3 separate regions of the Homo sapiens genome follow, and all the other regions are linked to region 1. The links are chromatin contacts, found by Hi-C or POLR2A ChIA-PET in ENCODE. All regions are on one chromosome and are shown on one strand. Each heading gives the region's core, a stretch centred on a gene start or an enhancer-like site at or near the end of the contact. The rest is flanking DNA. Distances are from core to core; before and after follow the strand shown.

Region 1 (4,105 bases), core at 525-3,024:
ACAGGGAGAGTTAGGAAGCAGGTTGAAGATGATGGTTATTCCATGGTAGCTGTGAAAAGTTGGAAACAACCTAAATGTCTGTCTTCAGGGGAATGGAAAAATAAGTGATGGAGGAAGGCTACATAGCTGGCAAAAAGAGTGAGGTATTGAGTGGGGAAAAAAAACTAGCGTATTTGTTTTACAGCTGCAGACGCGCGTTTGTGTGTGTGTGTGAGAGAGAGAGCGTGTGCACAGGAGAGAGAGCATGCTAACCCTTATTAAAAATTTACAATGTGTTGGCCAGGCACAGTGGCTTATGTCTGGAATCCCAGCACTTTGGGAGGCCGAGGCGGGCAGATCACTTGAGGTCAGGAGTTCGAGACCAGCCTGGCCAACATGGTGAAACCCCGTCTCTTCTAAAAATACAAAAATTAGCTGGGCGTGGTGGTACATGCCTGTAGTTCCAGCTACTTGGGAGGCTGAGGCATGAGAATCGTTTGAACCCAGGAGGTGGAGGTTGCAGTGAGCCAAGATTGTGCCACTGCACTCCAGCCTGGGCAACAGAGTGAGACTCCATCTCCAAAAAGAAAAAACTTACAATGTGCCTACGCTCTTCTAAGCACTTTCTTTGTATTAACTCATTTACTCTTCAGACAACCCCAGTGAGGTAGGTACTACTATCATTGCCAATTACAGAAGAGGAAACTGAGGCCCAGAGAGGTGAAGTAACTTTCCCAAGGCCACACAGCTGGGGAACAGCTGGCGTCTGAACCCAGGCAATCTGGCTCCCTGGTTTGCTCTTAACTACTCTACAAGAAAAGGTTAGAGAAGGTGGTGTGCTCCACAGTGCAAAGACTGAGTGCCTGTAGGAAGCCGATGGGCTGGCAGTGATGAACACAGTGGCTTTCAGCTTTATCATTAGTGTTTTATAACTTTTTTTAGGGACAAAATATTCATGTTAGTCATACACATTAAAAAGTGTTTCTTTTTTTTTTGAGACAGGGTCTTGCTCTGTTGCCCAGTCTGGAGTGCAGTGGTGCAATCACAGCTCAGGCTCACTGCTTCTTCAACCTCCCGGGCTCAAGCAATTCTCCCATCTCAGCCTCCTGCGCAGCTGCTGGGACTACAGGCGCTTGTTACCATGCCCAGCTTATTTTTGTAATGGGGTTTCACCATGTTGCCCAAGTTGGTGTCAAACTCCTGAGCTCAAGTGATCCTTCTGCCTTGGCTTTCTGAAGTGCTGGGATTACAGGTGTGAGCCACTGTGCCTGACCTAAACTGTTGTTATTTTTTAAGCTGGAGAAGAAAGCAGAATGTATGTACCAATGGTGTATACTGCTAGTACTTTCTTCTGACTTCTCACTGCATGCTGTGTTCCCATTGTACAAAGGAGGTATGAGGAGGCAAAAATGACTCACCTGCCATCTCACAGTTGATGGGGCAGAGCTGGGTGGAGGCCAGGTTTCTCCAGTCTTTCCTGCTGCCCCAGAGTGGCTGAGCAGGGAATCCGCTCAGGCGCCATCTGGGTCTGCCCTACCCTCTCCAGCGTCTCCTCTCTCCCCAGGATCGAGCGGTCCACGGACCAGGTCATCAAGCCTGTTAACCTGGAAGCGCTCTCCAAGTGGACTGGCCACATCCCTGGGGATGTGGTGCGGGACATGGCCCAGATCGCCCCCATGCTGGCTCAGCTCGGCTATGACCCTTATGCAAACCCCCCCAACTATGGCAACCCTGACCCCTTCGTCATCAACAACACACAGCGGGTGAGTGTGCACCTGTACTTGTGGAAGTGTACTCTTGGGGATATGGGGCTTCTGCAGATGTGGAAACTCCAGCCACCTGAGGAAATGTTCAGTCTCTCAATTCCTGGTCATCTGATTTGTTCCTGTCTGATGGACACAGTGAACTACATGATTGCTTGTATTTCCATTTTGCTTGGGCTGCAGGGAAGCTCAAAGCCAACTGGTAGCCTGTCTCTCATACTCTAACATCTAACAGCAGGCCAGCTTGTACACTAATTTCATCTTATTTCTCTAATTTTATTTACATTTTTACCCCTATTTCCCTGGCTATTTGTTTATCTGTTTGTAAGGCACCTCAAGTCTTTGTTGAGAGGGGGTATAAATAAATAAACTATTGGTCCCTTTCTTGTCTTATAAGGTTTAATGTGGATTTCTCAGACAAATGTGAGTTTAGGGCTGTTTAAATTATGCTTAAAATTCTCCTTAGTTAAGATGGTGAAGGGAAATGACTTTTTTGTTTTGTACTGTTTTGTTTGAGGCATGGTCTTGCTCTGTTGCCCAAGCTGGGTGCACTGGTGCAGTCATAGCTACTGCAGCCTGATACTTCTCGGCTTAAGCCATCCTCTCACCCCAGGCTCCTGAGTAGCTAGGACTGCAGGTGCACGCCACCATGCACAGCTAATTTTAATTTTTATAAAGGCGGGGTCTCGCTACGTTGCCCAGGCTGGTCTAGAACTCCTGGCCGTAAGGGATGCCCCTGCTTCACTCTTCCCAAAGTGCTGAGATTACAGGTGTGAGCCTCCAGTGACTGACAAAATGCTTTTGAAGTGTTAAAGTAGGCTAACACCCACTGGGTAAAAGAACAGTTAACAAGTTGATGGCCTTATTTATACGTTTCCATTACAGCTTCTAGTTTACTTTAAGTGCTGTGTTCTAACTTCCTTATAGGCAAATATTTGAAAATGGGACCCAGGCCTGAGGAAGAGCTTTCACAGCCCTTACTTCATTAAGACCCAGAGTCTTTAATTTAAGCTAAGCTCAGCATTTCTGAGCGTGTGCTGATTTTAGGAAATAAACAGTTATCGTATTGAATCACAACGGAAAAAAGTTAATCGTCTCTTAGTTCCGTAACTCTTCAGTTGGCTCAAGAAGAAAGTTTCCATTTGGTGCTAAAAAGTCATTACCACCTCTCTAGCACTCACTGATCTCTCTTTAACAAAGAGAATTTACTAACGCTGAGCTTTGGGGGCTGTGCCCTTGTAATTGAAGTGTAAGCTTTGTCTGTGGGTCTCGTGAGTTCCTCTTCCTCTTGACATTAGTTGATTTTGCAGACATCTATTTATGGAAATACTCAGAGATTCAACGTACATACCAGCCGACATTGACAGGTGAATGGCTGCAACCCAGATGTGGTTTGTTATTTTTATTATAAATATTATTAATTTTTATTTTATTATTCTTTAATAATAGTAATCTTTAAACCCTACTTATGTGTTTTACATACTTTTATCTGCCTGTGGGTTGTACATGTATTATCAAAATAAAAAATTAATTAACTGGATTAAAAAGATGGTAGTGATCTCACAATCCAGCCCCAGGTGCTTCTCAGAAGCAGAGGCGAGGGCCGGCTGGGGACACTGCAGTAGTGGGCTGGATGTTGCTTACTTCACTGTTCTCAGCCAAGGGCCCAGCAGTGGCTCCTCTGGGGTCTCCTTAAAAGGTGGCTCGCTGCCCCTGGCTTGCCCCAGGCTATGGGTCGGACGTTCCTGGAGTAAAGCCTGACTTTATGTATTTTATAAAACACAAATAATTTTCATGAGCACTGGTGGTTAACATCAACTCTTTGGAGCTTTTTGTGTTTGTTTATTTAAAATGGAAGCTGTCTCTCATTTTCATCCAAAGAGATTTCTTCCCTGGGGCGGTCAACAAGTCTTGGCAAGTGCTAGATCCCTGGTTTAGTTTTTGCCATAGCTTGGCTGTTACTGCAAAGAAAAGTCCTCTCACTAAGCCCTGTGAGTTTGCATGCATGCCTGTGTGCTTCTGTGAGTGCTGTGGACCCTGTGTGTTCCAATAATGGATCCTGGGGCTCAGTAAACACAGTGGCTAAAAGGACATCTATGCTGATGAAATCGTCTCTGCCTGCAGTGTCCCATACGGTAGCCACTAGCCATGTGTGGCCCCTGATTCTGTAACAGGAGGCTAGTCCAAAGTGAGAGGTCCTGTTAGGTGTAAAATACACACTAGATTTTGAAGGCTTAGGACAAAAAAGTATGTAACGTTTCTTATTAGTCACTTTTATATAAATTACATATTGAAATGTTAATATTTTACATAGGCTGGACATGATGGCTCATGTCTATAATCCTAGCACTTTTGGAGGCCAA
Region 2 (4,236 bases), core at 187-2,686, 110 kb after region 1:
GCTGAACTATGACAATAAAAGAAACACATTTGCAGAGTGACTGGCAGTTTATTAAGCACTGCTTCAAACATTTGATCCTCACAGCTACCTAGTGACAACTCCCCATCTACCCAGTGGGGAGAGGAGAGACTCTCTCCCCCGACAGCTCCTTGCCCAGTGACCACAGTAGCTTCCAGCTTCCTTCGCACATCTGTTCATTGTCATCTGTGTTATTTCTGTCCTCATCAGGGATGGGGACATCTCATTGCAGCTCTGCACTTTAATAATAAGCAACCCCAGATCTTCCAGCTCAGTTGGCTCTGGGGAATTGAGTCCAAATCCATGGCCAGTTGGAGAGCAAGTCCAATCCAAGACAACTTCTCACACCATGAACACCTGGGAGAGCCGGTGTCAGGCCTGACCTGGTCAGCCTAGTTCAGATGTCCATTCCCAGAGGCTGCCTAATGCCAAAGAGTGTCTGCTCACCCTCAGGATGAGGCCAAGTCACCCTGGAAGCCCCCCAGTGAGCAGCACTGGGCAAGGTGTGTGATGCCTGTCACCCTCTCCACTCAGGAGCCAGAGAGATGCCGTGGGGCCAGCCCTTCCCGGTGCAGACCTGGGGACCTTCCCTCTCTTGGCCAGCTTCTCAGCACCCACCTGCCCTGGAGAGTGGGAAAGAGGGGAGGGCTGAAGATGGGTTAGCACAGATGGTGACCACCAGGAGGTCAGGGGAGGAGGGGGATGGGACGATGGAAAGGTGAGTGTTGCCCGGAAAAGTGGACGATCAGCTCAAGATTGTGGAAGGAGGTTTATGGCGCCTCATAATTCGTGGGACAGGGGAGGAGGGTCACCACGTGAAATATGGGAAGTGGGTGATGCTGAGGGCTGGGGGAGGGGACAGGAGGTGAGGAAAGAGGGGTCACAGGGGAGAAGGGAGATGGAGGAAGGGACCACGATGGGGCAGGGAAGAGGAGTAGGAGGAGGTCTAGGGAGGGTGATGCCCGGCTCCGAGGCGGCGGCGCTTAGCACGTACGAGCACTGGCCTCGGCCGGGCCGGGATGCGGGCGCCCGGGTCCCGGAGCATCCTCGGCGGGGGCGGCGGCGGCGGCGGCGCCGGTAAGGGAGGGCCGTGGGCCTGCAGCTGCCGGGCTCCCGCCTCCAACCCCTGTCCTGGGGTCGGCCCAGCCGCGCCGCCCTCCCGCCCCGGCAGCCCCCGGAGACGAAGCTTACCTGCGCCCGGGCGCGCGGACGGCTGCCGGGACCCAGGAGACGCCGCCGCCCGAGGGCGCGGACCCGCGGACGGCCCCTGCCCGGCGCCGCGGAGCCGCCGCCTGGCTGCTGCCCAGCCCACGCCGCGGGAGCCCGAGCCGGAGCCCGAGCCCGAGCCTAAGCCGCGCCGGTGCCCCTGCCGGTGCCGACGCCGCGCTGCGCTCCGCGGGGCCGCGAAGACCACAACTCCCACAATGCCGCGCGCGCTGGGCCGCCGGGGGAGGGGGTACGGGGGGGCGGGGCCTGCGGGGCGGGGCCGGGGACCCCCCTGCACCCGGCACCTGCGCTCGCAGTGCGGGAGGCGACCCGAGGCCGCGCCCGCCGCCGCTCCGGAGGGTCCTGGCAGTGCGCCCCGAGACGCAGCGCCCGCCCAGCCCGAGGTTGCGCGCAGGCGGCGACGGGCGTGCAGTCATTCATTAAGAAAGGCTCGCGTCGCTTCCTTCGCTCTTTCGTTTTTCGCTCTGTGTCTTTCTCAGTTCTCCCTCCCTCTGTCTCTCTGTTCCTCTCTGAGTCGCCCTCGTCTCCATTTCCTCCTTTTCATTCTCTTTCACTTCCCCCCCACCTCACTTCCTCTCGCCCTAACGCCTTCTTTCCTTTATTGATGGACTCAACACGGACTTCTGAGGCCCTCAGGCACTTGGAATGGAACCGCAAATCAAACCAGATTCTTAGTCTCATGGAAAACTCATTCGCTCAGTACAGTAATGATGGGCCAGCCTGGGTCCCCGTCCCTGCCAGCTGCGCTGAGCGTGCGCGGTGAGCGCTCAGGCCCGCCCTGCCCTCAGTGAGCCACCGTCTAGCGGGAGGGGACCCTCACCCCCGGGTAGGGTTTAGGAGGGGAAGTACAGGCAGGACGGTTGTCTGACCAGGGGACTGATGAGCTGCGAATGGAGGCCCCAAGGAGGCTGCTTGGAGGAGGTGACGTTTGAGCTAAGACCTGGGGGAGACTAACAGTGGCTACGGGATGTGTTAGGGGCGCCAGGGAAACTGCATGGGTGGGTTCTGGGAGCATAGAGTAGGATGGCCCGCCCACAATCCATCTGTCTCTGTCCCAGACCCACCTCTCTTGTGTCCCAGAATTTATCTCTAACATGGCCCAGAAGCCACCTCATGTCTGTCCCAGAATCCATTTCTCATCCCTATTCCAGAAGCCACCTTCACCCTGTTCCAGAACGTACCTCCTTCCTGTTCCAGAACCCACCTCCCTCCCTGTCCCAGGACCCACCTCCACCCTGTGCCAGAACTCACCTCCTTCCTGTTACAGAACCCACCTCCTCCCTCTTCCAGAACCCACCTCCTCCCTCTTCCAGAGCCCACCTCCTCCCTCTTCCAGAACCTACCTTCTTTCTGTCCCAGGACCCACTTCCACCCTGTCCCAGGACCCACCTCCTCCCTGTCCCAGGACCCACCTCCACCCTGTCCCAGAGCCCACCTCCTCCCTATTCCAGAAGCCACCTTCACCCTGTTCCAGAACATACCTCCTTCCTGTTCCAGAACCCACCTACTCCCTGTCCCAGGACCCACCTTCACCCTGTGCCAGAACCTACCTCCTTCCTGCTACAGAACCCACCTCCTCTCTCTTCTAGAACCCACCTCCTCCCTCTTCCAGAACCCACCTCCTCCCTCTTCCAGAACGCACCTCCTCCCTCTTCCAGAACGCACTTCCTCCCTGTCCCAGGACCCACCTCCTCCCTGTCCCAGGACCCACCTCCACCCTGTGCCAGAACCCACCTCCTCCCTGTTCCAGGACCCACCCCCTCTCTGTTCCAGAACTCACCTCCACCCTGTTCCAGAACTCACCTCCTCCCTGTCCCAGGACCCACCTCCTCCCTGTCCCAGGACCCACCTCCACCCTGTGCCAGAACCCACCTCCTCCCTGTTCCAGGACCCACCCCCTCTCTGTTCCAGAACTCACCTCCACCCTGTTCCAGAACTCACCTCCTCCCTGTCCCAGGACCCACCTCCTCCCTGTCCCAGGACCCACCTCCACCCTGTGCCAGAACCCACCTCCTCCCTGTTCCAGGACCCACCCCCTCTCTGTTCCAGAACTCACTTCCACCCTGTTCCAGAACTCACCTCCTCCCTGTTCCAAGACCCACCTCCACCCTGTCCCAGTACCCACCTCCTCCCTGTTCCAGAAGCCACCTTCACCCTGTTCCAGAATGTACCTCCTCCCTGTCCCAGAGCCCACCTCCACCATGTCCCAGAACCCACCTCTCATCTCTGTCCCAAAATCCACCTGGTCCCTGACCTAAGAATCTGCCTCTACTGTGATAGCCTAAAATCCACCTCCTCCCTGTTCCAGAACCCAGTTTGTCATGTCCCAGAACCCACTTCTTCCATGTCCCAGAGTACACCTCTCCCATGTCCCAGAATACACCTCTTCCATGTCTTAGACTCTTCTTCATCTCTGTCATTTCTCTCCTTTTCTCAACTCCAAAAGAGGAAGAATGTTTTTTCTCTTTTATTCTACTAAAATAAACCAAAACACTTGCATTGGGAAACCATAATATGCACAGATTTGCTCAAAGTGTGGATAATCAACACAGGCATCAGATTTAGAAACATTAAATGGGATGTCTGTCTTCACTGTCAGCCTAAGAGTGGTTGAGCCTGGGTGGGGTGGAGAAAATGGAGTGGGGGGTATTTGACTCATCTCACATTCAGAAAGTTGCTCAAACTTAGAATTCTCCAAAGGCAGTCATACATTCTATCACAGCATTATCCTGGCAGGTTTGAAAAAAAAAAGATATTTTTATATTGTAAATATGTGTTCCATTCCTGCACCATCTTATCTGTACTGTATTATGAATTAATATTGTCTATCAATCCTATAAGTGTCCTTGACCAGTGCAATTATATGATATCTGTAGACCACTGCTCTGCATTTGTTAGTATTTATTTGTTCAATGGCAATATTACTATACACGCAATTTTGTTAGCCCTGCTTACCATTTCTTCATCTTTTTAATTAGCTGGGAGTCTCAA
Region 3 (4,407 bases), core at 1,500-3,999, 120 kb before region 1:
CCACCATGCAGTTAATTTTTGTATTTTTAGTAAGACAGGGTTTCGCCATGTTGACCAGGCTGGTCTCGAACTCCTGACCTCAGGTGATCCACCCACCTCAGCTTCCCAAAGTGCTAGGATTACAGGCGTGAGCCACCATGCCCAGCCAATTTCAATAATAGAAAATATACCAGAGAGAAATACATGAAAATGAAGTTTTCAGGTCAGGTGTGGGGGCTCACGCCTGTAATCCCAGCATTTTGGGAGGCTGAGGCGGGCAGATCACTTGAGGTGAGGAGTTCGAGACCAGCCTGGCCAACATGCCAAAACCCCGGCTCTACAAAAAATCCAAAAATTAGCTGGGCATGGTGGCACATGCCTGTGGTCCCAGCTACTTGGGAGGCTGAGGCACAAGGATCACTTGAACCCAGGAGGTGGAGGTTACAGTGAGCCAAGATCACACCACTGCACTCCAGCCTGAGCAAAAAGTAAGGCTCTGTTTCAAAAAAAAAAAAAAGAAAGAAAGAAAGAAAGAAAAAGAAAAAAAGAAAATGGAGTTTTCTTTTTTTTTTGTCTTTTCTAAATCCTTTACAATTATCATGCATTTTATTAAACTTATTGAATTTGTCTTTTAAAATCGGAAAAAATTATAAAAATTCTCATTTATTTTTACTTATTTATTTTAGAGACAGGGGTCTCACCATGTTGCCCAGGCTTGGCTTGAACTCCTGGGTTCAAGCCATCCTCCCGCCCCAGCCTCCCAAAGTGCTGGAATTGCAGGTGTTAGCCACCGTGCCCAGCCCAAAATTCTCATTTTTAATGCAAGCATAGAGAATTATTCTCCTAAAGCTGGCGGTAAGGGGTTATGGTTGTTTTGGGGGACTGTGAAGACTTCACCACTCTTCCCTGTTAAGGAGTAGGGTTAAGGCTTAAAATGAGTAGATTTCAGAACAGTTCTCAATGGCAAGGATCACTAAATAGTAAAATAGGCGGGCATGGGGGACATGGAAGGTGTTTACATAAAATGCTTTCAACATGAAATTAACCAAACTTAGAGTGGGATCAATTCAATGCCACACAAAGCTAGGAGCTGGCAAAGTGTCCGGAAATGGTTTGCCCAGGCTGCTGGATGATTCTGCCTAGAAAGTTGAGGGGCGAGGTGGGGGCACTCTTCCCTCAACCAAGCATCTGCCCACCTGCAGGATGAGGATGAGGAGGTCTGAGTAAACATCAGATACCCAGCCCCACCCCAAACCTGCTGACTCATCCTCCTTGCCACGTGGCTCAGACATCTGCTTACTGGAAGCAACGCCCCTAAAGTCTGAGAACCACCGTCCTCAGGTTTCCCTGTCTGTCAAGTGGAATTACTCATCCCTGCCCTGCGTCTACCCCCGCCTCCCTCCCTGGGCCATCGCGGGGCTCCCAGATGCTCCCAAATGGGAATGCGCTTTGCAAAGCACTGAGTCCAGAGCAAGTGTTTTGCTTTGAGTCGTGCTCAGTCCCAGCCTGGCCCCGAGAAAAAACAAAGCCGTTCCCTCAAGTTCTCTCGCAGTCCTCCCTCTCATACTTCCTCCCCTCCCGCCGCAGCAGGTGGGGGCGTTTTCCCCGCGGCGGCACTGCAGTGGGGTGTGCGCGCCAACAATCCCAGGCGCCGGGCAGCCTCGGATCCGGAGCCTGGGATGAGGGTGGGGAATCCAGGGCGCGCCCCCCAGGCCTCCTCCTGCACAATCCCAGAAACAATTTCTCTACCCCAGGGCCCTCCGCTGGAAGAGGGGAAAGGTCTGGCCCCTTTCTTCCCAAATCCCCAGCCTCTCCAGGGAGTGTCCTGGAGCCGAGGAGAGGTAGAGAGAATCGAGCTGGTGGGTTGCGGGATCTCCTCAGACCCTTTAGGAGATGCAACATGGGCTTTAGAGTCCTACATATCTGGATTCACAATCACTGGCTGTGTGACCTTGGAGGTGTCGATAACCCTCTCTGAATCTCCATTTCTTCATCTTTAAAATGGGGTTGTTTCTTACCACCTCGTGGGACTGTTGTGATAACGCTTGCAAAGCACCAAGCACGTCCCTGCGTAGAGTAACCTCTCCATAAACTGATGTCACTGTTGTTTTCAACGAGGGTGGGTTACCTACCAGCCCTCTCCATCCTTTTGGAGCCAAATTTGACGCCGGACATCTGGGAAGTGAAGGAATGGCAGGCTCGGGGGGTTGGGTCGGGGGCGGGCTGAGTATGAGGGAAGGGGAGCTCAAGGACCCTGCCCCACCGCCCCACCCCCACCTCCAGTTCCGAGACCCTCTGGCTCTGCCCGTGGCTTGGCCAGTTAATTGCTAACCTGGTGGACCGAGAAGGTCCGCGGGTCCACCTCCCAAATTGTGTCTTGTGTCGTCGGAAGGAAAGGGTCTTTGTTCCCCCTCATAATCATGATTGCAAGATCCCCATTCGCACTGGACTCCTAAAGCATCCTCCCCTTGCCTGACCTCACCCCCCATCCCAGCCAGAGTCTTGGCTGTGTTTGAGAATTACAGGCTGTAAAGCCTCTTCATCCATCCAATGCGGGACACTTCAGGCGGCGTTGCATCCCTGAACCCAGCCCTGGGACTCTGGGACCTACCCTCGACCCCAGCCTTGGGGAATTAGGCTGTTCCCCGTTAGGGGACAAGGACACTTGGGAAGGAAGGCTTCTAGGATGGGGCGACGTCTTACCTCGGGTCCGCGGTCCTGCGGCGCTAGTGCAGAGGGCTCTTTGTGCCCCGGCTCACAGCGCAGAACTGGGGGAGCCCCTGCAAGCGCCTCCCATCTCAAACTCCTCCCCGCACTCGTCCGCAGCCTCCCTCCCTCTGGTCCCGCGAGCGCAGCCGGCGTCGTCTTTGTAGCTGCTGCAGCGCCCATGAAATTTTAATGCGGGAGCGGCTGGCGGGCGGAGGCGCCCCACCCCCGGCCCTCACCTCCACCCTCCTCCCGCCTCCTTGCGCCCCTACAACCTCACACCCAACCCCTCCTTACCCGCGCCCAGAGTCCTGGCCAGGAAAGCGGGGTGCAACCGGTCTTGGAGGGAGCACTCCGCAGCCCCCGCCGCACAAAGGGGCTAGCTGGCCGGTGCGCTCAGCCTCCCGCATCCCCACCCGCGGCGCTGTCATGGCAACGCTTGCCCGTCCACATTAGGCCGCAGAGAGCTCAGGGCTGGAGAGGCGCGGGGGCTGCGCGCGACCGCGGACCAGGGGCGCAGAAGCCTGAACCCCGGAGTAAGAGGACAGAAGACGCTTGTTCTGGCATAGCGCCAAGGGCTTAACCAGGAAGACCTCGGGTGTATGCCTCTTTATGCACATGGTTATGGTGGAGTCCAGATTTGAACCCATAACTGTTAACTTCATGCGTGTACAGCATTTGGCCTAACAACATTTATAGGTTTAATCTTGAATTTTTTATTATTATTTATTCTTATTGTTTTAGAGATGGGACCTCACTCTGTCACCCCGGCTGAAGTGCAGCGGCACAATCATAGCTCACCGCACCCCCCCGAACTCCTGGGTTCAAGCAGTCCTCCTGCCCCCGCCTCAGCCTTCGGAGTAGCTGGGACTACAGGCGCGAGCCACCGCGCCCGGATTAGTCTTTTATTTAACTGCCCTCTTCTTAGTACCTACTATTTTCTAGAGTAGGGATGCTAGGAAGTGGTCCTGAAGTAGTGGTTCTAGAGTTGCAGCATCCACATTGCTTGAGAACGTGTTAGAAATCCAATTCGAGGCCAGGCGCGGCGGCTCACCCCTGTAATCCCAGCACTTTGGGAGGCCAAGGCGGGTGGATCACCTGAGGTCAAGAGTTCAAGACCAGCCTGGCCAACATGGTGAAACCCCATCTCTACTAAAAAATTAGCCGGGTGTGGTGGCGGGTGCCTGTAATCCCAGCTACTCGTGAGGCTGAGGCACTAGAATCACTCGAACCCGGGAGGCGGAGGTTGCAGTGAGCCGAGGTCGCGCCACTGTACTCTAGCCCGGGTGACAAGAGCCAGACCCCATCTCAAAAAAAAAAAAAAGAAAAAGAAAAGAGGCCGGGCACGGTGGCTGGCTCACACCTGTAATCCCAGCACTTTGGGAGGCCGAGGCAGACAGATCACCTGAAGTCAGGAGTTCGAGACCAGCCTGACCAACATGGAGAAACCCCGTCTCTACTAAAACTACAAAATTAGCCAAGCGTGGTGGCACATGCCTGTAATACCAGCTACTCTGGAGGGTGATGCAGGAGAATCGCTTGAACCGGGTAGGCAGAGGTTGCGGTGAGTCGAGATCATACCATTGCACTCCAGCCTGGGCAACAAGAGCGAAACTCCATCTGAAAAAAAAAAAGAAAAGAAAAGAAAAGAAAAATACAATTCAGGCTGGGTGTGGTGGCTCACGCCTGCCTGTAACCCCAGAACTTTGGGAAGCCTGGGGG

Evidence for each region. A loop is a pair of places that touch in the nucleus more often than their neighbours do. ChIA-PET counts read pairs that join two places held with the same protein, here RNA polymerase II (POLR2A). Pooled maps may share reads with other maps.
Region 2: a loop to region 1 is called in a map with no recorded cell type, with 9 times the contacts of the local background. The contact joins the promoter of ASPHD2 here to the enhancer-like site in region 1. A Hi-C loop is called at or near these places in 1 of 37 single-sample maps with no recorded cell type and 2 of 50 pooled maps. POLR2A ChIA-PET finds 5 or more read pairs at or near these places in 3 of 52 experiments (OCI-LY7, activated CD8-positive, alpha-beta memory T cell and activated T-cell).
Region 3: a loop to region 1 is called in a map with no recorded cell type, with 4 times the contacts of the local background. The contact joins the promoter of MIAT here to the enhancer-like site in region 1. A Hi-C loop is called at or near these places in 2 of 168 maps with a recorded cell type or tissue (natural killer cell and vagina), 2 of 37 single-sample maps with no recorded cell type and 8 of 50 pooled maps. POLR2A ChIA-PET finds 5 or more read pairs at or near these places in 13 of 52 experiments (AG04450, GM12878, H1 and 8 more).

Annotation. Positions count from the first base shown.
Region 1 is chr22:26,533,925-26,538,029 of GRCh38, reverse strand. TPST2 (tyrosylprotein sulfotransferase 2) reads left to right here. Exons shown (of 7, transcript NM_003595.5): 4 at 1,544-1,742. Among named protein-coding and RNA genes, the nearest start is that of MIR548J, 19 kb to the left of the region's middle. Within about 2 kb of position 1,774, at least 6 of the 41 ENCODE cell types and tissues checked have a DNase peak (open chromatin) inside an H3K27ac peak, as active enhancers do; they include GM12878 and OCI-LY7, where a contact is called at or near this core.
Region 2 is chr22:26,426,460-26,430,695 of GRCh38, reverse strand. ASPHD2 (aspartate beta-hydroxylase domain containing 2) reads right to left here and starts at 1,436. Exons shown (of 4, transcript NM_020437.5): 1 at 1,210-1,436. RefSeq lists silencers at 1,286-1,345, 1,466-1,595.
Region 3 is chr22:26,655,930-26,660,336 of GRCh38, reverse strand. It overlaps MIAT (myocardial infarction associated transcript), which reads right to left and starts at 2,749. Exons shown (of 5, transcript NR_033320.3): 1 at 2,683-2,749. RefSeq lists an enhancer at 2,686-2,735 and a silencer at 2,926-2,975.